Regions from separate parts of the Homo sapiens genome. Here region 2 is linked to region 1. Evidence: chromatin loops called from intact Hi-C (ENCODE). Cell type or tissue: Caco-2. All regions are shown on one strand. Links, peaks and the distances in the headings refer to the core of each region. The heading gives the core; the rest is flanking DNA. Region 1 has its middle 27 kb from the start of DENND4C. Region 2 overlaps DENND4C (DENN domain containing 4C).

Region 1 (10,740 bases), core at 3,718-8,717:
CTCATTTGCTCCCCAGGTACAGACAATTGCCTGCACAGTTTTGTCTGGTTCACCACTAGTTTAGCAGGAGGCACTAAGGTTTTTCTGTATCCTAGTTCTGTTCTGGTGTCTCACTGTTCACCTTTCCTGATTGTGTCACCACCCATTAGTCCAGGTACATGTTCATCTGCAGACATATGAATGCACAAGGCACCAGGCATATGCTTACTTAACATGAAGTTGCCTAAATGCTCTTATAAAACCTTATTGTGAGTATATGAATTTGATGCCAACTTGTTTGAATTACAATGTCAATTTTCTTTTCTTTTTTTTTTTTTTTTGAGATGGAGTTTCACTCTTGTTGCCGAGGCTGGAGTGCAATGGTGTGGTCTCAGCTCACTGCAACCTCCACCTCCCAGGTTCAAGCATTTCTCCTGCCTCAGCCTCCTGGGTAGCTGGTATTACAAGCATGCGCCACCACCTCCGGCTAATTTTTGTATTTTATTGGAGACGGGGTTTCACCATGTTGGCCAGGCTGATCTCGAACTCCTGACCTCAGGTGATCCACCCACCTCAGCCTCCCAAAGTGCTGGGATTACAGGCATGAGCCACCGCGCCCACCTAATGTCAAATTATTAACACTGATATCATGGGCCCAGAGCTGTTTGAGTTACTTAATATCTGACTATTTGGGAATATCAATATAATGCTGTCTTTCTGGAAATGCAAATACTTTGCTACAATTTGAGAAGATTTTTACCCCAGATAGATTTCCCGCCAGCTTGCAACAGTGCCTGAAATTCCACAAGAAATATTCATATCTTTTTGTCTTGAAAGGAACTCAAGCTAGCTATTAAAATGTATTCGTGTGTGTGTGTGTGTGTGTGTGTGTGTGTGTGTGTGTGTGTGTGTGTTTTAAAAGGTTAACAATAATTTTCTGGAGAGAATGGATATAATGGTTATTTTTATATTCTTCATACTTTAACCTATTTTAAAATTTTTCTACAGGAAAGATATACACTTCTATTATCAGAAAAAAAATGCTATAGCAATTTTTATGAGGCCAGGTGTGGTGGCTCACACCTGTAATCCCAACACTTTAGGAGGCTGATTGCTTAAGGCCAGGAGTTTGATACAAGCCTGGGCAACATAGCACGACTCTGCCTCTACAAAATAAAACTAAAAAAAAATTATACACTCAAAGATGAGAAAAATCTAAAGCCATTATCAGATAGCAGCTTATTGAATGTATATTTCTCAAACCTTTTATGTTAATGCTAGGCAGCTAGAACCCAGACCTTTTCAGAAATTCGCATAAGATCCCAAAAGGAAGTAAATCCTCATATTGATAATGTTCTTGTTCTTAAGCAGAGTGTTTATTCTATTATATTTAACAACACATTCTTTTGTATGTATCAAATATTACACTCAAATTTTTCTTTTTTTTAATCCTGAAAGGGCCAAAGATAAACTTCCTGTTTCCCCAGTATTTGCCCAAGCCTCCCATGGCAGGACTCACATACAGGGCCTTTTTTACAGCTAATGCTGCTATAAGTAGCATTTCTAAAAGCATTTCAGAAACTATGCCGGGCACAGTGGCTCACACTTGTAATCCCAGCTCTTTGCAGGCTGAGGCAAGAGTGTGGCTTGAGCTCAGGAGTTTGAGGCCACAGTGAGCTATGATCATGCCACTGCACTCCAGCTTAGGTGACAGAGCAAGACCCTTTCTGTAAAAATAAAAAGTATTTGAGAAACTGGAACAGATAAGACAGACCAATATTACGCTCAAGTTTTCCTCATATTATGGTAAAGTTGAAATTATTGAACTAGGCTGGGCATAGTGGCTAACACCTGTAACCCTAAGAACTTTGCAAGACTAAGGCAGGAGGATTGCTTGAGCCCAGGAGTTCAAGGCCAGCCTGGGCAGCATAGTGATAATCTGTCCCTAAAAAAAAATAATAATAACCATACCTGGCCAACATCGTGAAACCATGTCTCTACTAAAATACAAAAATTAGCTGGGTTTTTTGGTGCATGCCTGTAATCCCAACTACTTGGGAGGTTAAGGCAGAAGAATCACTTGAACCCGGGAGGCAGAGGTTGGAGTGAGCTGAGATTGCCCCACTGCACTCCAGCCTGGGTGACAGAGTGAAACTTCTTTTCTGAAACTGTCTCAAAAAAATAAAAATTAAAAGGCCAGGCGCGGTGGCCTACGCCTGTAATCCCAGCATTTTGGGAGGCCAAGGCGGGCAGATCACAAGGTCAGGAGATCGAGACCATCCTGGCTAATATGGTGAAACCACATCTCTACTAAAAATATAAAAAATTAGCCAGGTGTGGTGGCAGGCGCCTGTAGTCCCAGCTACTCGGGAGGCTGAGGCAGGAGAATGGCGTGAACCCAGGAGGCGGAGGTTGCAGTGAGCCGAGATCGAGCCACTGCACTCCAGCCTGGGCGACAGAGCGAGACTCCATCTCAAAATAAATAAAATTAAATTAAAATTAAAAAATAAATATTAAAATTCAATGTAAAACAATTAAGTTATGATGATAAACATCATACGATATCAACTCACACAAGATTCATGGTCCTTTTCAATGTCAGGTAAATTCATCCTTGATTTCATGAAAATCCAGGGATTAAAGCAGAGTAGTTTCATCTAAGTGCAGCTAATGTCTATTCCATTTTCAGGTATGTCCGTGGAGAACATACCTGAAAATGATATGTTCATGGAGAATCAACTTGCCTTTCATTCACTTCAACTTGTCTTTCATTCAAATATTCAGATATTTCATTTCAGATATTTCCTGAGCCATATGTTAGGTGCATGCCAAATTCATGCTGGGGATATTGTGTTGAACAAACCAGGCATGGTTCCTGCCCTCACGGAGTTTACAGCCTAGTGTGGTCCTAGCATACCGCCATGCCAATAATGTGCAGTTGTTTTTCTTTTTTTCCAGAAGGATCTCACTCTGTTGCCTACGCTAGAGTGCAGTGGTGCAATCATAGCTCACTGCAGCCTCCAACTGCTCGCTCAAGCAATCCTCTTACCTCAGCCTCCCAAGTAGCTGGGACTACAGGCATGTGCCACCATAATCAGCTGATTTTTTAAAAATTTTTTTGTAGAAACAGGACCTCACTTTGTTTTCTGGGATGGTCTTTTATTATTATTATTATTATTATTGTTTTTTTTTTTTTTTTTGAGATGGAGTCTTGCTCTGTTGCCAGGCTGGAGTGCAATGGCGTGATCTCGGCTCACTGCAGTCTCCACCTCCTGGGTTCAAGCGATTCCCCTGCCTCAGCCTCCCAAGTAGCTGGGATTAAAGGTGCATGCCACCATGCCCGGCTAATTTTTTTTTTGTATTTTAGTAGAGACGGGGTTTCACCATGTTGGCCAGGATGGCCTCGATCTCCTGACCTCATGATCCACCTGCCTCGGCCTCCCAAAGTGCTGGGATTATGGGCGTGAGCCACCGCGCCCAGCCTTTGGGCTGGTCTTGAACTCAGGGCCTGAAGTGATCCTCTTACCTCCCCTCCCAAAGTGTTGGGATTACAGGTGTGAGTAACCATGCCTGGACCTTTTTTTTTTTTTTTTTTTTTTTTTTTTAAGATACAGGTAGGGCCAGGGCTGGGCCCAGTGGCTCACTTCTATAATCCCAGCTATTTGGGAAGCCCAGGAGGGTGGATGGCTTGGGCTCAGGAATTCGAGACCAGCCCAGGCAACATGGCAAAACTCCATCTCTACTAAAACTACAAAAATTAGCCAGGCATGGTGGCCTGTACCTGTAGTCCCAGCCATTCAGGAAGCTAAGGTAGTAGGATCACTTGAGCCTAGGAGGCGGAGGTTGCAGTGAGCCAAGATCATGCCACTGCACTCCAGCCTGGGTGCAGAGCCAGACTCTGTCTCACGAAAAAATAAAAATAAAAAAAATAAGGAGGCTGGGCACGGTGGCTCACTCCTGTAATCTCAGCACTTTGGGAGGCCAAGGTGGGCCGATCACTTGAGTCCGGGAGTTCAAGACCAGCCTTGAAGACCAGCCTGGGCAACATGGTAAAACCCTGTATCTACTAAAAAATAAATAATATTAATAAATAAAATAAAATAAAGATATAATTAACAGCTAGGCGCAGTGGCTCAGGCCTGTAATTCCAGCACTGTGGGAGGCCAAGGCAGGAAAATCTCTTGAAGCCAGGACTTGGAGACCAGCCTGAGCAACATGGTGAGACTCCATCTCTACCAAAAATATACAGAAATTAGGCGGGCATGGTGGCATGGCACTTGTGGTGCCAGCTACTCTGGAGACTGAAGTGAAGGATCGCTTGAGCCCTGGAGGTGGAGATTGCAGTAAGTGGAGATTGCACCACTGCACTGCACTGCACCACTGCACTGTTGTCTGAGCAACAGAGGGAGACCCTCTTTAAAAAAAAATGCTGGAACTCATAGATACAATGGATTGAGTGCTCAGGGTTTTCCCTAATCACTAGGTAAAACCAGCATGGTTGATGTCTTTGTGAAGGTACTTTTCCAGCTACACCCAAGCTTTAATGCACAGGCAATCACCAGGAATCTTGGTAAAATGCAGACTGTGATCAGTAGGTGTGTGTTGGATCTGAGATTTTGCGTTTCTTTTCTTTCTTTCTCTCTTTCTTTCTTTCTTTCTCTTTCTTTCTTTCTTTTTTTGATGGAGTCTCGCTCTTGCACCCAGGCTGGAGTGCAGTGGCGCAATCTCGGCTCACTGCAAGCTCTGCCTCCCGGGTTCACACCATTCTCCTGCCTCAGCCTCCTGCGTAGCTGGGACTGCAGGCGCCTGCCACCGTGCCTGGCTAATTTTTTGTATTTTTAGTAGAGACGGGGTTTCACCATGTTAGCCAGGATGGTCTCGATCTCCTGACCTCGTGATCCGCCCACCTTGGCCTCTCAAAGTGCTGGGGTTACAGGCGTGAGCCACCACGCCTGGCCTCTTTCTTTTTTTGAGAAGTAGTCTCACTCTGTCACCCAGGCTGGAGTGCAGTGGCACCATCTTGGCTCACTGCAACCTCCGTCTCCTGGGTTCAAGCAATTATCCTGCCTCAGCCTCCTGAGTAGCTGGGATTACAGGTGTGCGCCACCATGCCCGGCTAATGTTTTTTGTATTTTGAGTAGAGATGGGGTTTCGTGATGTTGGCAAGGCTGGTCTTGAACTCTTGACCTCAGGTGATCCACCCACCTTGGCCTTCCAAAGTGCTGGAATTACAGACATTAGCCACCACGCCTGGCCAGATTTTGCATTTCTAATAAACTCACAGATGCTGCCTGTGCTGATGGTCCACTGATCCCATTTTGAGTGCAAGGAGTTAGACTATGTCATCAGGAGAATATCAGCTGAGGCTCCTTCAGGTGTTTCTGTGTGAGGGCTGTCCTGTCCTCCATATAGTATATAGCTTCTCCCCACCTTGGCCAGCACAATCTCTGTTCCACCCAGCCCCCAGCTCTTTAACAGGTTTTACACACACACACACACGCCCGCATGCGCACACACACATATGTATTTTGTTTGTTTTTGAGACAGGGTCTTGCTCTGTCGTCAGGCTGGAGTGCAGTGGTGTGATCACAGCTCACTGCAGTCTCAACCTCCCAGGATCAAACCATCCTCCCACCTCAGCCTCCCGAGGAGCTGGGACTAGAGGTGCATGCCACTATGCCTAGCTAATTTTTGTTTTGTTTTGTTTTTGAGAAGGAGCTTCACTCTTTTTGCCCAGGCTGGAGTACAATGGTGCAATCTCAGCTCAATGCAACCTCCACCTCCTGGGTTCAAGCGATTCTCTCTGCCTCAGCCTCCCAAGTAGCTGGGATTAAAGGCGCCTGCCACCACGCCCGGCTAATTTTTTGTATTTTTAGTAGAGATGGAGTTTCACCATGTTGGCCAGGCCAGTCTCGAACTCCTGACCTCACGTGATCCTACCCGCCTCGGCCTCCCAAAGTGCTGGGGTTACAGGCCTGAGCCACCGTGCCCAGCTGTGCCCAGCTAATTTTTAAATTGTTTGGACAGACAGATGCAGGGGGGCGGGTCTCCCTATGTTGCCTAGGCTGGTCTCTAGCTCCTGGCTTCAAGCCTCACTGTGGCTCCCAAAGTGCTGGGATTACAGGCAGGAGCCATTGTGCCCCGCCTTCAACGGGTTTCTTGTTCTGAGATCTGAGGGTGTTTGCCGGACCCACAGCTGCCTGACCCAGGGCCTGTTTCCTATCTCAGGAGGGGCCTTTGTGCTACTTCTCCTTGAGATGCTACTCCCTCCCATCCCCCAGGAAGTGATATATGGCCTCTCCTCCCTTTTGCAGGGATACTTGGCAACCAGACCCTTTGTGTATTTATGGCCCATTAACAAACTTTATCTAAGAGATAAGAAAGATCGTGAAAACCAGCTGCCCTTTGTTCAGATCATTTCACTTTGAAATAAGACTTACCCCTCTCTATTTTTAGTCTGCTGTTTATTTTGTAGGTTTGGATAAGGTGATTATAGCCCAAGGCTTGTTTTGATCTTTGTTCCTTAAGCTCTGGGGTGATTGGTAAACATTTTAGAAGCCAGTGGCTACTAGCTTTTATTTTAGCTTTTTCAGGATCATAGAATTGTAGACTTCGACCGTAGAAAAGGGCTTTCAAGGAGTTGTAGCTTAGCCCCCTTTATCTGACAAATAGGAAACAGGAGTTTTCTGTCAGGAGCCCATGGAGTTTCTGTACCTTACCAAAGACTACACAATTTAGGGCCAACTGGGCTGCTAGAGTCCCTCAGACCTTTTAAACTGTGCTCCAAGGAGCTGCTTAGACCTGCCTGCCCTGATATGTTTGTGTTTGGAGGAGTGGAGATAAAGGAGTACCTCAAGCAAAGCAGCGCCATTCATAACACTTTCATCCATTTCACATCCATTTCATACAATCTAAGATTTTAGAACTTGGATTTTATTTGAACAATGAGCTTTATATCTTAAAAAATTAATCATTTTATTTCACCTTGATGTCTGCAAATTAGTCTTTATTAAATATCTGTAGTTTAAGAGTCACATTTTTCTATTCTCATTTTACATGCAGAGTTTGAGCCAGAGCTAAAATTCTGTATCTGTGGAAAAGCTAAAGAAAGGAAGTCTGACACTTAGAACATTTAAATACAATATTTAAATACCCATTTTATCTTAGGCAGGAACTCATATTGTAAAGATATGTCTTCCATTTAGAAAGATAGAACATGCATCATCTTATCTAGTCACTGTTAGCATTTTTATGATACTTTTCCAACTCTTATATTGAAAGTTATACCCATTGATTTTCACCCAAGCCTTGGGAAATTAAAAACCCTTGTTGAGATACAATTTACTTAACACATAATTCTCCAATTTAAGCTGTACAATTCAATGTCTTTTAGCCTATTCACAGACTTGTGCAGCTATCTCCACTATCTAAATCCAGAACATTATCATCATTCCAAAAAGAAACCCTGTTGGCTGGGCGTGGTGGCTTATGCCTGTAATCCCAGCACTTTGGGAGGCCGAGGCAGGCAGATCATGAGGTCAGGAGATGGAGACCATACTGGCTAACACGGTGAAACCCCACCTCTACTAAAAATACAAAAATTGGCCGGGCGCGGTAGAACGCACCTGTAGTCCCAGCTACTCAGGAGGCTGATGTAGGAGAATCGCTTGAACTGGGGAGGCAGAGGTTGTAGTGAGCCGAGATCACGCTGCTGCACTCCATCTCAAAAAAAAAAAAAGGATGCTTCAAGATGAAGCTGAACATCTCCTTCCCAGCCACTGGCTGCCAGAAACTCATTGAAATGGATGATGAATGCAAACTTCGTACTTTTTATGAGAAACGTACGGCCACAAAAGTTGCTGCTGACACACTGGGTGAAGAATGGAAGGGTTATGTGGTCCGAATCAGTGGTGGGAACGACAAATAAGGTTTCCCCATGAAGCAGGGTGTCTTGACCCATGGCCATGTCCACCTGCTACTGAGTAAGGGGCATTCCTGTTACAGACCAAGGAGAACTGGAGAAAGGAAGGGAAAATCAGTTCATGGTTGCATTGTGGTTGCCAATCTGAGCATTCTCAACTTGGTTATTGTAAAAAAAGGAGAGAAGGATATTCCTGGACTGACTGATACTATGGTGCCTCATCACCTGGGACCCAAAAGAGCTAGCAGAATCCATAAACTTTTCAATCTCTCTAAAGAAAGCCCTTAAAGAAGGTAAGAAACCTAGGACCAAAGCACCCAAGATTCAGCGTCTTGTTACTCCATGTGTCCTGCAGCACAAACGGCGGTGTATTGCTCTGAAGAAGCAGCATACTAAGAAAAATAAGGAAGACGCTGCAGAATATGCTAAGCTTTTGGCAAGAGAATGAAGGAGGCTAAGGAAAAGCGCCAGGAACAAATTGTGAAGAGACGCAGACTTTCCTCTCTGCGAGCTTCTACTTCTAAGTGAGTAAAAAATAAATAAGATCAGACTCACAAAAAAAAAAAAGAAAAAAGAAAAAGAAAAGAAACCCTGTTACTCCCATTGCCCTCTTCTCGGCCCCTGGCAATCACTAATCTCCTTCTTATATCTATAGATTGCTTATACTGGATATTTTATTTAAATGAAATCATACAATATGTGGCCTTTTGTGTCTGGCTTCTTTCACATGTGTAATGTTTTCAAGTTTCATCCATGTTGTAGCATGTATCAGTACTCTTTATGCCTGGATAGTAACTCATTGTATGGCTATTCCACGTTTTGTTTATTCATTCATTATTTGATGGAAATTTGAGTGTTTTCCACCTTTTGGCCATTATAAATGATACTGCTATGATCAATGATATATAAGAATTTGGCCAGGCAGGGTAGCTCAAGCCTGTAATCTCAGCACTTTGGGAGGCTGAGGTGGGCGGATCACTTGAGCTCAGGAGTTGAAGACCAGCCTGGCCAACATGGTGAAACCCCATCTCTACTAAAAATACAAAAACTAGCTGGGCAAGGAGGCGGGTACCTGTAATCTTAGCTACTCGGGAGGCTGAGGCAGAAGAATCGTTTGAATGCAGGAGGTGGAGGTTGCAGTGAGCTGAGATTGCACCATTGCACTCCAGCCTAGGCAACAGAGCAAGACTCTGTCTCGAAAAACAGAATTTGAGTACTTGTTTTTAATTCTTTTGGATATATACCTAGGAGTAGAATTTCTGGGTCATATGTTAATTCTGTGTTTTAACTTCTGAAGGAACCACCAAATAGTTTTCCACAAAGGCTGTACCATCCTACATTTCTTCTAGCAATGTACAAGAGTTCCAACTTTTCCATATCCTCACCATTTATATATCTACACTATAAAAAGAACAGCCTTATTAGATATATGATTTGCATATATTTTCTCCCATTCTGTGATTTGGCTTTTCATTTTCTCGATGGTGTCCTTGGAAGGAAAAAGTTTTATATTTCGGTGATGTTCAATATGTAGAATAAAATTTACAGGAGGCCATTGAGTTGGACTGAGTTCCTGCCCTAGGCCTAACAGACCCCACCAAAATGGAGTTACTTATGCTGAAATTGCATGTCATGTCACTAAGTCAAAACTAAGATCTTTATCTGACCTTCTGAGAAATCAGGAGAGAGAGAGAGAGAATAGCCAAATCCTCAAACAGGCCAGTTTTAGCTGGCATGATAAGGAAATCCCCTCTGCCTCTCTATAAAAGCTATCTCTGGCATGATAAGGAAGTCCTCTCTGCCTGTTTATAAAAGCAATCTCTTCTGCTTTGTTCATTGGAAGACTCATTCTGTTTTATAGAATGATATATTGCCTGAGTTTAGAATCACAAATAAGTAACAATTAAGATTTTTAAACTTAATGTGTTGTAATTTTGTCTTTTGACAAATATATTCATTTGTTCTTTTGTTGTTTGTGCTTTTGATGTCATATCCCAGAAACCATTGTCTAATGAAAGCTCCTGAATACGTACACATAAGTTTTCTTTTAAAACTCTAATAGTTTTTGCTCTTACATTTGGGTGTATGGTCCATTTTGATTTTATTTATTTGGGTTTTTTTTAGATAGGATCTTGCTCAACTGCCCAGGCTTCAGTGCAATGGCACAATCATGGCAGTTGGCTCACTGCAACTTCCAAAACTCTTAGGCTCAAGCAATCCTCCTGTCTCAGCCTCCTGAATAGCTAGGACTACAGATGCTCGCCACCACACATGGCTAATTTTTACAATTTTGTAAGAGACAGGGTATTTGTGTGTGTGTGTTGGTGTGACAGGGTCTTGCTCTGTTGCCCAGGCTGGAGTGCTGTGGCATGATCAGCTTGCTGGACTCAAGTGATCCTTCCATCTTAGGCTCCTGAGTAGCTGGAACTACAGACACACACCACCATGCCCAGGTAATATTTTTATTTTTAGTACGGACGAAGTCTCACTATATTGTTCAGGCTGGTCTTGAACTCCTGGGCTCAAGCAATCTTCCCACCTCAGCCTCCCAAAGGGCTAGGATTACAGGACAAAGCCACTATGCCTAGCCTGGAGTTAATTTTTGTATGTGAAGTGAGCTAGGGTTCCAACTTCATTTTTTTTTTTTCATGTGGCATCCACTTGTTTCAGCATTATTTGTTGAAAAGATAGTTTATATGGGTCAAGTTTGAGGACTGCAACCTGGGACCTTTAATTAAGTTGCCTTGAATATATGCCATGATCAGCAGCAGTCACAGGTGAATTTTTTTTTTTTTTTTTTTGAGAAGGAGTCTCGCTCTGTTGCCCAGGCTGGAGTCCAG
Region 2 (10,740 bases), core at 3,120-8,119, 65 kb before region 1:
TTTTAGGTTTTACATTTAGGTCTACGATACATTTTAAACTGATTTTTGCATATGGCGTGAGGTATAAATGAAGATTCATTTTTTTACATATGGATATCCCATTTTTCAAGGACCCTGCGTTGAAAAAACTATTCTGGCCAGGCACATTGGCTCATGTCTCTAATCCCAGCACTTTGGGAGGCCGAGGTGGGAGGGAGGATTGCTTAAGTCCAGTAGTTCAAGACCAGCCTGGGAAACATTTTTTTGTTTTTTGTTTTTGTTTTTGTTTTTTGAGATGGAGTTTCGTTCTTGTTGCCCAGGCGGGAGTGCAATGGCGCAATCTCGGCTCACTGCAACCTCTGCCTCCCAGGTTCAAGTGATTCTCCTGCCTCAGCCTCCTGAGTAGCTGGGATTACAGGCATGTCCCACCACGCCTGGCTAATTTTGTATTTTTTGTAGAGACCAGGCTTTCCCCATGTTGGCCAGGCTGGTCTCAAACTCTCGACCTCAGGTGATCCGCCCACCTTGGCCTCCCAAAGTGCTGGGATTATAGGCATGAGCCACCATGCCTGGGCCAGTCTCTCTTTTATTTAAAAAGAAAAAAAAAATACTATCCTTTCTCCACTGTAATGATTTCATACCTTTGTTCAAAAGTCAATTGCTCAACATGTGCATCCAATTTATTTCTGGATTCTTTATTCTGTTCCATTGATCTATGTGTCTATATGCCAGTACTACATGGTTCTGATTACTGTAGCTTTATAATTAGTCCTGAAATCAGGCAGCCTTAGCTTTGAAAGCTGTTGTTTCTCTGTTTTCTTTTCTCTTTTTTTTTTTTTTTTTGAGACAGAGTTTCACTCTTTTTGCCCAGGCTGGAGTGCAATGGCGCGATCTCAACTCAACGCAACCTTCGTTCGCCTCCCAGGTTCAAGCGATTCTCCTGCCTCAGCCTCCCGAGTAGCTGGGATTACAGGCATGCACCACCACTCCAGCTAATTTTGTATTTTTAGTAGAGACGGGGTTTCTCCATGTTGGTCAGGCTGGTCTTTAACTCAACCACCTCAGGTGATCCGCCCGCCTCAGCCTCCCAAAGTGCTGGGATTACAGGCGTGAGCCACCTCACTGGGCCTCACTGCTGTTCTTTTTCAAAACTGTTTTTTGACTATACTAGGTCCTTTGCATTTCAATAAGCAATTTAGAATCCACTTACTGGCCAGAGGCGGTAGCTCACACCTGTAATTCCAGCAATCTGGAAGGCCAGAGGTAGGCGGATCACTTGAGGCCAGGAGTTCAAGAACAGCCTGGCCAACATAGACAAACCCAGTCTTTACTAAAAATACAAAACATTAGTGGGGCATGGTGGAATACATCTGTAATCCCAGCTACTCGGGACGCTGAGGCATGAGAATCACTTGAATTAGTGAGGCAGAGATTGCAGTGAGCCAGGATTGCGCCACTGCATTCCAACCTGGGTGGCAGAGCAAGACTGTCTCAAAAAAAAAAAAAAAAAAGAATCCATATTAATTTTTACCTAAAAAAAAAGCCTACTGTGATTTTAATTAGGACTGCATTAAATAATTAGGGTTATTGAGTCTTCTAATCCATGAACAAGGTTAATCTCTGCATTTACTTAGATCTTTTAAATTTTTTTCAGCGATGTTTCTGAGTTTGCAACATACAGGTCTTCCACATCTTTGGTCAGATTTATTCCTAAGTACTTAATAATTTAGATGCTACTGTGAATGGCATCATTTTATTTTTAATTCAATTATTCATTGCTACTATATAGAAATACAATTGATTTTTACATATTGATCTCATATAATGCAATCCTGCTAAAATCACTTATTAGTTTAGAGCAATTTTGTAGATTCTATCAGACTTTCCACATAATGTATGTGTGAATAAAGACAATTTTTACTTCTTTCTTTCCATTGTAGCTGCCTTTTTTTTCTTTTTCTTGCCTTATTGCACTGGCTAGAACATCCGGTACACTGTTAAGATAAATGGTAACCAAAGATACCCAAATGACCAATAGACAAATATGTTCATCACTGGTCACAGAAGCACTATTCACAATAGCCAAAAGGTGAAAACAACCCAAGTAACCATCAAGAGATGAATGGATTTTTAAAAATGTGATATAAACCTACAATGGAGTATTATTCACCCTTCAAAAAGAATGTAATGCCAACCTATGTTACAAAATAGAAAAACCCTGCTTTGTCTTGCAACTTGGGTATGAGCTCATCCACAGTAAAATAAAGCACCAAGTAGATTCCTAAAGTTCCCAACTCCAGAGGCTAGAGGCCCTAGCTTCTGGACAGCATTTCTAGACCCATCCTAGGCCAAAAGGGAACCCTCCACCCTGAAGGGAAAAACACAAGCCTGGCTAGATTCACAACCCGCTGAATAAAGAGCCCTTGGGCCTTGAATAAACATCAGTGGTAGCCAGGCAATATTACTGTACTGATGAGACTCAGTACTGTGCTGGTTTCAGGTCTAACCCAGCACAGTCCCAGTGGTGGTGGTTGCAGGGGTGCTTGTGTCACTCCTCCCCTCAACTCCAGGTAGCTCAGCATGGAGAGCGATGCCATTTGTTTGGGGGAAAATAAGGAAAGAGAACAAGAGACTGTGCCTGGTAATCCAGGGAATACTGGCTATTACCCAAGACCACTAAGGCCATACAGCTATAAGTCTACAAGAGTCACAGCATTACTGGGCTTAAGGTGCTCCCTAATGTAGATACGGCTATAGAGACCAAGGACTTAGATCAAAACAATCAATTACCTTTGAATACTTGGAAAGCTTTTTCTAGAAGGATGGGTACAAACAAGCCCAGACTGTGAAGACTACCATAAATACCTAACTCTTCAATGCCCAGACATCAACAAACATCCACAAGCATCAAGACCATACAGGAAAACATGACCTCACCAAACAAACTAAATGAGGCACCAGTGACCAATCCTGGAATGACAGACATGTGTGACCTTTCAGACAGACAAAGTCAAAATAGCTGTTTTAAAGAAGCTCAATGAAATTCAAGATAATACAGAGAAGGAATTCAGAATCCTATCAGATGAATTTTAAAAAGAGATTGAAATAATTGTTTAAAATCCAGCAGAAATTCTGGAGCTGAAAAATTCAACTGATAAACAAGAATGAATCAGAGTCTTTCAACAGCAGAATTGATTTAGCAGAATAAAGAAATCATGAGCTTGAAGACACACTATTTGAAAACACAGTCAAGGGGCCGGACACGGTGGCTCAGGCCTGTAATCCCAGCATTTTGGGAGGCCGAGACGGGCAGATCACCCGAGGTCAGGAGTTCGAGACCAGCCTGGCCAACGTGGTGAAACCCTGTCTCTACTAAAAATACAAATTAGCCGGGCATGGTAGCGGGCACCTGTAATTCCAGCTACTCGGGAGGCGAGGCAGGGGAATTGCTTGAACCCGGAAGCAGAGGTTGCAGTGAGCTAAGATCACGCCATTGCACTCCAGCCTCAGCAACAAAAGCGAAACTCCATCTCAAAACAAAAAAGAAAGAAAGAAAGGAAATACAGTCAGAGGAGACAAAATAGTAAAGAATAAAAAAGAATGAAGCACACCTACAAAATCTAGAAAATAGCCTCAAAAGGGAAAATCTAAGAGTTATGGGCCTTAACAAAAAGGTAGAGAGAAGTATGTACCAAGTTTATTCAAAGAGATATACTACAGAGAACTTCCCAAACATAGAGAAAGATATCAATATTCAAGTACAAGAAGGTTATGGAACAGCAAGGAAATTTAACTCAAAACTACCTCCAGACATTTAATTGTCAAACTCCCAAAGGTCAAGAATGAAGAAAGGATTCTAAAAGCAGCAAAAGAAAAACACATAGCATACAAAGGAGCTCTAATGTGTCTGGCAGCACACTTCTCAGTAGAAACTTTACAGGCTAGGAGAGAGTGTATGACATATTTAAAGTACTGAAAAAAAAACAAAACTTTTATCCTGTATTTTCAGTATATCCACTGAAAATATCCTTCAAACATGAAGGAGAAATAAAGACTTTCCCAAACAAACAAAAGCTGAGGGATTTCGTCAACACCAGACCTGTCCTACAGGAAATACTAAAGGGAGTTCTTCAATCTGAAAGAAAAGAACAGTAATGAGCAATGAGAAATTACCTGAAGATACAAAACTCCCTGGTAATAGCAAATACATAGACAAACATATAGAGAATATTAACACCGTAATTCTGGTGTGTAAACTACTCATATCTCAAACAGAAAGAATAAAAGATGAACCTATCAAAAATAATAACTACAACCAGGTGCGGTGGCTCACGCCTGTATTCCCAGAACTCTGGGAGGTGGGGGTAGGCAGATGGCTTGAGCTCAGGCGTTCAATACCAGCCTGGACAACATGGCAAAACCCCGTCTCTACAAAAAATACAAAAATTCGCCAGGTATAGTGGTGCACACCTGGGGTCCCAGCTACTCAGGAGGCTGAGGTGCAGGGATGGCTTAAGCCGGAGAGGTCGAGGCTACAGTGAGCTGAGATTATGCCACTGCACTCCAGCATGGGCGACAGAATAAGACTCTGTACGGGAAAAAAAAAAAATACCCAAAAACCTACAACACATACACAAAACATAAAAGGCAAGACATTAAAACATACCACCAGAAAATAATCACTTTCCCATAAAGGAAGATGGGAAGGAAGGAAGGAAAAGAAGACCAGAAAACAAATAACAAAATGGTAGTAGAAAGTCCTTATCAATAATGACATTGAATGTAAACAGACTAAATTCTCCAATCAAAAGACATACAGAGGCTGAACGGATTTAAACAAGCACAGTCCGACCATCTGCGGCCTACAAGAAACAGGCTGGGCACAGTGGTTCATGCCTACAATCTCAGCACTTTAGGAGGCTGATGCAGGAGGATTGCTAGACCCCAGGAATTTGAGACTAGCCTGGGCAAGATGGTGAGACCCTGTCTCCATAAAAAATAAAGAAAAATTGGCCAGGTGCAGTGTCATGTGCCTGTAGTCCTAGCTACTTGGGAAGCTGAGGTGGGAAGATCCCCTGAGCTCAGGAGTTTCAGGTCACAGTAATCCGTGATCACACCACTGCACTCCAGCCTGGGGGATAAAGTGAGAACCGGTCTCTAAAAAAACAAAAAAACTTTAAGTAAAATTTTTTAAAAAAGAAACACACTTCACCTATAAAGATACACACAGACTAAAAATAAAGGGGTCAAAAAAGATATTCCAGGCAAATGGAAACTGAAAGAGCAGGAGTAGGTATACTTGTATCAGATAAAACAGATTTTAAGATAAAAACCATAAAAAGAGACAAAGAAGGTCATTATATAATAAGGGTGTCAATTCAGCAAGAGGATGTAACATTTATAAATACACATGCACCCAACACTGGAGCACCCAGATATATAAAGTAAACATTATTAGAGCTAAAGAGAGATGGACTCCAACACAGTAATTGCTGGAAACTTCAACATCCCACTTTCAGCACTGGACAGATCTTCCAGACATAAAACTAAGAAACATTTGACTGAATCTGCACTATAGACTAAATGGACCAAACAGATACTTACAGAACATTTCATCTAACGGCTGCAGAATATACACATTCTTCTCCTCAGCATATATAACATCCTCAAGAACAGAGCATCTATTAGGCCACAAAAAGTCTTAAAATTAAAAAAAACAAAACTGAAAGTACGTCAAATAGGTCTCTGACCACGATGTGATAAAAAAGAAATCAGTTTTAGTCATGAAGTCCTTGCCCATACCTATGTCCTGAATGGTACTGCCTAGGTTTTCTTCTAGGGTTTTCATGGTTTTAGGTCTAACATTTAAGTCTTTAATCCATCTTGAATTAATTTTTGTATAAGGTGTAAGGAAGGGATCCAGTTTCAGCCCTCTACATACGGCTAGCCAGTTTTCCCAGCACCATTTATTAAATAAGGAATCCTTTCCCCATTTTTTGTTTTTGTCAGGTTTGTCAAAGATCAGATGGTTGTAGATGTGTGGTATTATTTCTGAGGGCTCTGTTCTGTTCCATTGGTCTATATCTCTGTTTTGGTACCAGTACCATGCTGTTTTGGTTACTGTAGCCTTGTAGTATAGTTTGAAGTCACGTAGCATGATGCCTCCAGCTTTGTTCTTTTGGCTTAGGATTGTCTTGGCAATGCAGCCTGTTTTTTGCAACAAAAGCCAAAATTGACAAATGGGATCTAATTCAACTAAAGAGCTTCTCCATAGCAAAAGAAACTACCATCAGATTGAACAGGCAACCTATAGAACAGGAGAAAATTTTTACAATCTACCCATCTGACAAAGGGCTAATATCCAGAATCTACAAAGAACTTAAACAAATTTACAAGAAAAAATCAAACCACCCCATCAAAAAGTGGGTGAAGGATATGAACAAATACCTCTCAAAAGAAGATATATTTATGCAGCCAACAGACACATGAAAAAATGCTCATCATCACTGGCCATCAGAGAAATGCAAATCAAAACCACAATGGGATACCATCTCACACCAGTTAGAATGACGATCATTAAAAAGTCAGGAAACTACAGGTGCTGGAGAGGATGTGGAGAAATAGGAACACTTTTACACTGTTGGTGGGACTGTAAACTAGTTCAACCATTGTGGAAGACAGTGTGGCGATTCCTCAAGGATCTAGAACTAGAAATACCATTTGACCCAGCCATCCCATTACTGGGTATATACCCAAAGGATTAAAAATCATGCTGCTATAAAGACACACATGCACACATATGTTTACTGTGGCACTATTCACAATAGTAAAGACTTGGAACCAACCCAAATGTCCAACAATGATAGACTGGATTAAGAAAATGTGGCACATATACACCATGGAATACTATGCAGCCATAAAAAAGGTTGAGTTCTTGTCCTTTGTAGTGACATGGATGAAGCTGGAAACCATCATTCTGAACAAACTATCGCAAGGACAGAAAACCAAACACCGCATGTTCTCACTTATAGGTGGGAATTGAACAATAAGAACACTTGGACACAGGGTGGGGAACATCACACACCGGGGCCTGTCGTGGGGTAGGGGGAGGAGGGGTGGATAGCATTAGGAGATATACCTAATGTAAATGATGAGTTAATGGGTACAGCACACCAACATGGCACATGTATACATATGTAACAAACCTGCATGTTGTGCACATGTACCCTAGAACTTAAAGTATAATAAAAAATAAATAAATAAATAAATAAAAATAAAAAAGAAATCAGTAACAAGAGGAACTTTGGGAACTACGTAAACACATGGAAATTAAAGAATATGTTCCTAAATGACCACTGGGTCAATGAAGAGATTCAGAAGGAAAATTTAAAAAATTGGCCGAGCACAGTGGCTTACACCTGTAATCCCAGCATTTTGGGAGAGCAAGGGGGACAGACTGCTTGAGCCCCAGAGTGCGAGACCAGCCTGGACAACATGGTAGAACCTCAACTCTAAAAAAAAATACAGTAACTTAGCCAGGCCTGGTGGTGTAAACCTGTAGTTCCAGCTATTTAGGAGGCTGAGGTGGGAGAATCTCCTGAGCCCAAGAGGTCAAGGTGGCAGTGGCTGTAATTGTGCCACTGCACTCCTGCCTGGGTGACAGAGTGAGACCTTGTCTCAAAAAAAGAAAGAAAATTTTAAAATTTCTTGAAACAAATGAAAATGGAAACACAACATACTAAAACCTACAGGATACAGCAAAAACAGTACTATGAAGAAAGTTTATAGCAAAAGTGCCTACATCAAAAAAGTAGAAAAACTTCAAATAAACAACCTAAAAATGAATCTTAAAGAATTAGAAAAGCAAAAGCAAACCAAACCCAAAATTAGTAGAAGAAAAAGATCACAGCAGAAATAAATCAAATTGAAACAGAAAAAACACAAAAGATGAAAGGAAAAAAAAACTTGGTGTTTTGAAAAGATAAACAAAATGGACAAACCTTTAGCCAGACTAAGAAAAAAAGAGAGAAGGCTCAAATAAATAAGATCAGAGATGAGACATTACAAGCAATACCACAGAAATTCAAAAGATCATTAGAAACTACTGGCCAGGCATGGTGGCTAACGCCTGTAATCCCAGCACTTTGAGAGGCCAAAGCAGGCGGATCACTTGAGGTGAGGAGTTCAAGACCAGCCTGGCCAACATAGTGAAACCCCATCTCCACTAAAAATACAAAAATTAGCCAGGCATGGTGGCAGGCACCTGTAATCCCAGCTATTTAAGAGGCTGAGGCAGGAGAATCACTTGAACCTGGGAGGTGGAGGTTGTAGTGAGCCGAAATTGCGCCACTGCATTCTGCACTCTAGCCTGGATAACAGGGTGAGACTCCGTCTCAAAAAAAAAAAAGGAACTACTATGAGCAACTATATACCAATAAACTGGAAAACGTAGAAGAAACTGCTAAATTCCTAGAAACATACAACCTACCAAAACCGAACCATACTGACATCCAAAACCTGAAAAGACCAACAACAAAATGAGATTGAAGCAGTAGTAAGAAGTCTCCCAGCCAAGAAAAGCCCAGGACCTAATGGCTTCACTGCTGAATTTTACCAAAGATTTAAAGAACTAATACCATTCCTACTCAAATTATTCTGAAAAACAGTGAACAGAATACTTCCAAACTTATTCTGTAAGGCCAGTATGAACCTGTTACCAAAACCAGACAAAGACACATCAAAGAAAGAAAATTGGCCAGGCGCAGTGGCTCACACCTGTAATTCCAGCACTTTGGGAGGCCAAGGCGGGCAGATCACCTGAGGTCAGGAGTTCGAGACCAGCCTGGCCAACATGGTGAAATCCTGTCTCTACCAAAAATACAAAAAAAATTTAGCCGGGCGTGGTGGTGGGCGCCTGTAGTCCCCAGCTACTCGGGAGGCTGAGGCAAGAAAATCGCTTGAACCCGGAAGGCAGAGGTTGCAGCAAGCCCAGATCGTGCCATTGCACTTCAGCCTGGGTGACAAGAGCGAGATTCTGTCTTAAAAAAAAAAAAAATGGGAAGAAAATTACAGGCCACTATCTCCAATGAACATTGATGCAAAATTCCTCAACAAAACAATAGCAAACCTAATTCAAGACCAGCTTGGCCAACAGGGTGAAACCTTGTTTCTACTAAAAACACAAAAAAATTAGCAGGGCACGGTGGCGCACGCCTGTAATCCCAGCTCCTTGGGAGGCTGAGGCAGGAAAATTGCTTGAACCCAGGAGGCAGAGGTTGCAGTGAGCCGAGATCATGCCATTGCACTCTAGCCTGGGTGACAAGAGTGAAACTCTGTCTCAAAAAAACAAATAAACAAACAAACAAAAAACAACAAGCAAACCAAATTCAACAACGTATTAAAAAGATTATTCAACATGACCCTGTGGGATTTAAACCAGGGAGACAAGGATAGTTCCAAATAAACAAATCGATCAATGTGATACAGCCTATCAACAGAATAAAAGACAAAAACCATATGATCATTTCAATTGATGTTGAAAAAGCATTTGATAAAACTCAATATCCTTTCATGACAAAAACTCTCAAAAATTGGTTATAGAAGGAACATACCTTAACACAGTAAGAGCTATATACAACAGACCCATAACAGACTGTTTTCCCCATTTAGTATTATATTAAAAGCCTTCCTCTAAGATATGAAACACAACAAGGATGCCCACTTTCAATACTGTTATTCAACATAGTACTGAAAGTCCTAGCTAGAGCGATTACATAAGGAAGAAATAAAGACATCCAAATTGGAAAGGAACTAGTCAAATTACTCTTATTTATAAATGATATGAGGCCAGGCATGGTGGCTCACACCTGTAATCCCAGCACTTTGGGAGGCCAAGGCAGGTGGATCACTTGAGGTCAGGAGTTTGAGACCAGCCTGGCCAACATGGTGAAACCCCATCTCTACCAAAAAATACAAAAATGTAGCCAGGAGCAGTGGCTCACACCTGTAATCCCAGCACTCTGGGAGGCCGAGGCAGATGGATCACTTGAGGCCAGGAATTAAAGACCAGTCTGGCCGATATGGCAAAACCCCATCTCTACTAAAAATACAAAAATTAGCTGGGTGTGGGAGTGCACACCTGTAGTCCCAGCTACTTGGGAGGCTGAAGCATGAGAATCATGTGAACCTGGGAGGTGGGGGTTGCAGAGAGCCGAGATAGCACCACTACACTCCAGCCTGGGTGACTGTCTCAAAAAAAAAAAAAGATATGATATATTTGGAAAAATGTAAAGACTCCACCAAAAACTATGAAAACTAATACATTCAGCCAGGCACAGAGGCTCACGCCTCTAATCCCAGCACTCTGGGAGGCTGAGGTGGGTGGATCACCTGAGGTCAGGAGTTCAAGACCAGCCTGGCCAACATGGTGAAACCCCCATCTCTACTAAAAATACAAAAATTAGCCAGGCATGCTGGCACACGCCTGTAGTGCCAACTACTCTGGAGGCTGAGGTCGAAGAATCCCCTGAACTCAGGAGGTGGAGGTTGCAGTAAGCTGAGATCACACCACTGCACTCCAGCCTGGGCGACAGAACAAGACTTGTCTCAAAAAAAAAAAAAAAAAAAAAAAAAAAAAGAACTAATAAATTCACTAAAGTTTCAGGATATAAAATCAATATACAAAAATCAGTAAAAATCAGTATTTCCATATGTCAACAATGACCCATCTGAAAAAGAAATGAAAACAGTACTCCCATTTAC

What was found. A loop is a pair of places that touch in the nucleus more often than their neighbours do. Peaks named below come from ENCODE experiments on the same cell type or tissue, not always from the same donor. Only the 100,000 strongest peaks of a DNase experiment are listed, where the experiment ranks them.
Region 2: a loop joins it to region 1, with 3 times the contacts of the local background. A loop is called at or near these places in 1 of 110 quality-filtered maps.

Annotation. Positions count from the first base shown.
Region 1 is chr9:19,198,036-19,208,775 of GRCh38, reverse strand. It overlaps the pseudogene RPS6P10. Among named protein-coding and RNA genes, the nearest start is that of DENND4C, 27 kb to the left of the region's middle. RefSeq lists an enhancer at 5,812-6,330. In Caco-2, for the core only: no CTCF peak of the experiment used is centred there; DNase peaks (open chromatin) are centred at 6,215 and 6,755.
Region 2 is chr9:19,261,952-19,272,691 of GRCh38, reverse strand. All of the region lies in intron 1 of DENND4C (DENN domain containing 4C), which reads right to left. Among named protein-coding and RNA genes, the nearest start is that of DENND4C, 37 kb to the right of the region's middle. In Caco-2, for the core only: no CTCF peak of the experiment used is centred there; no DNase peak of the experiment used is centred there.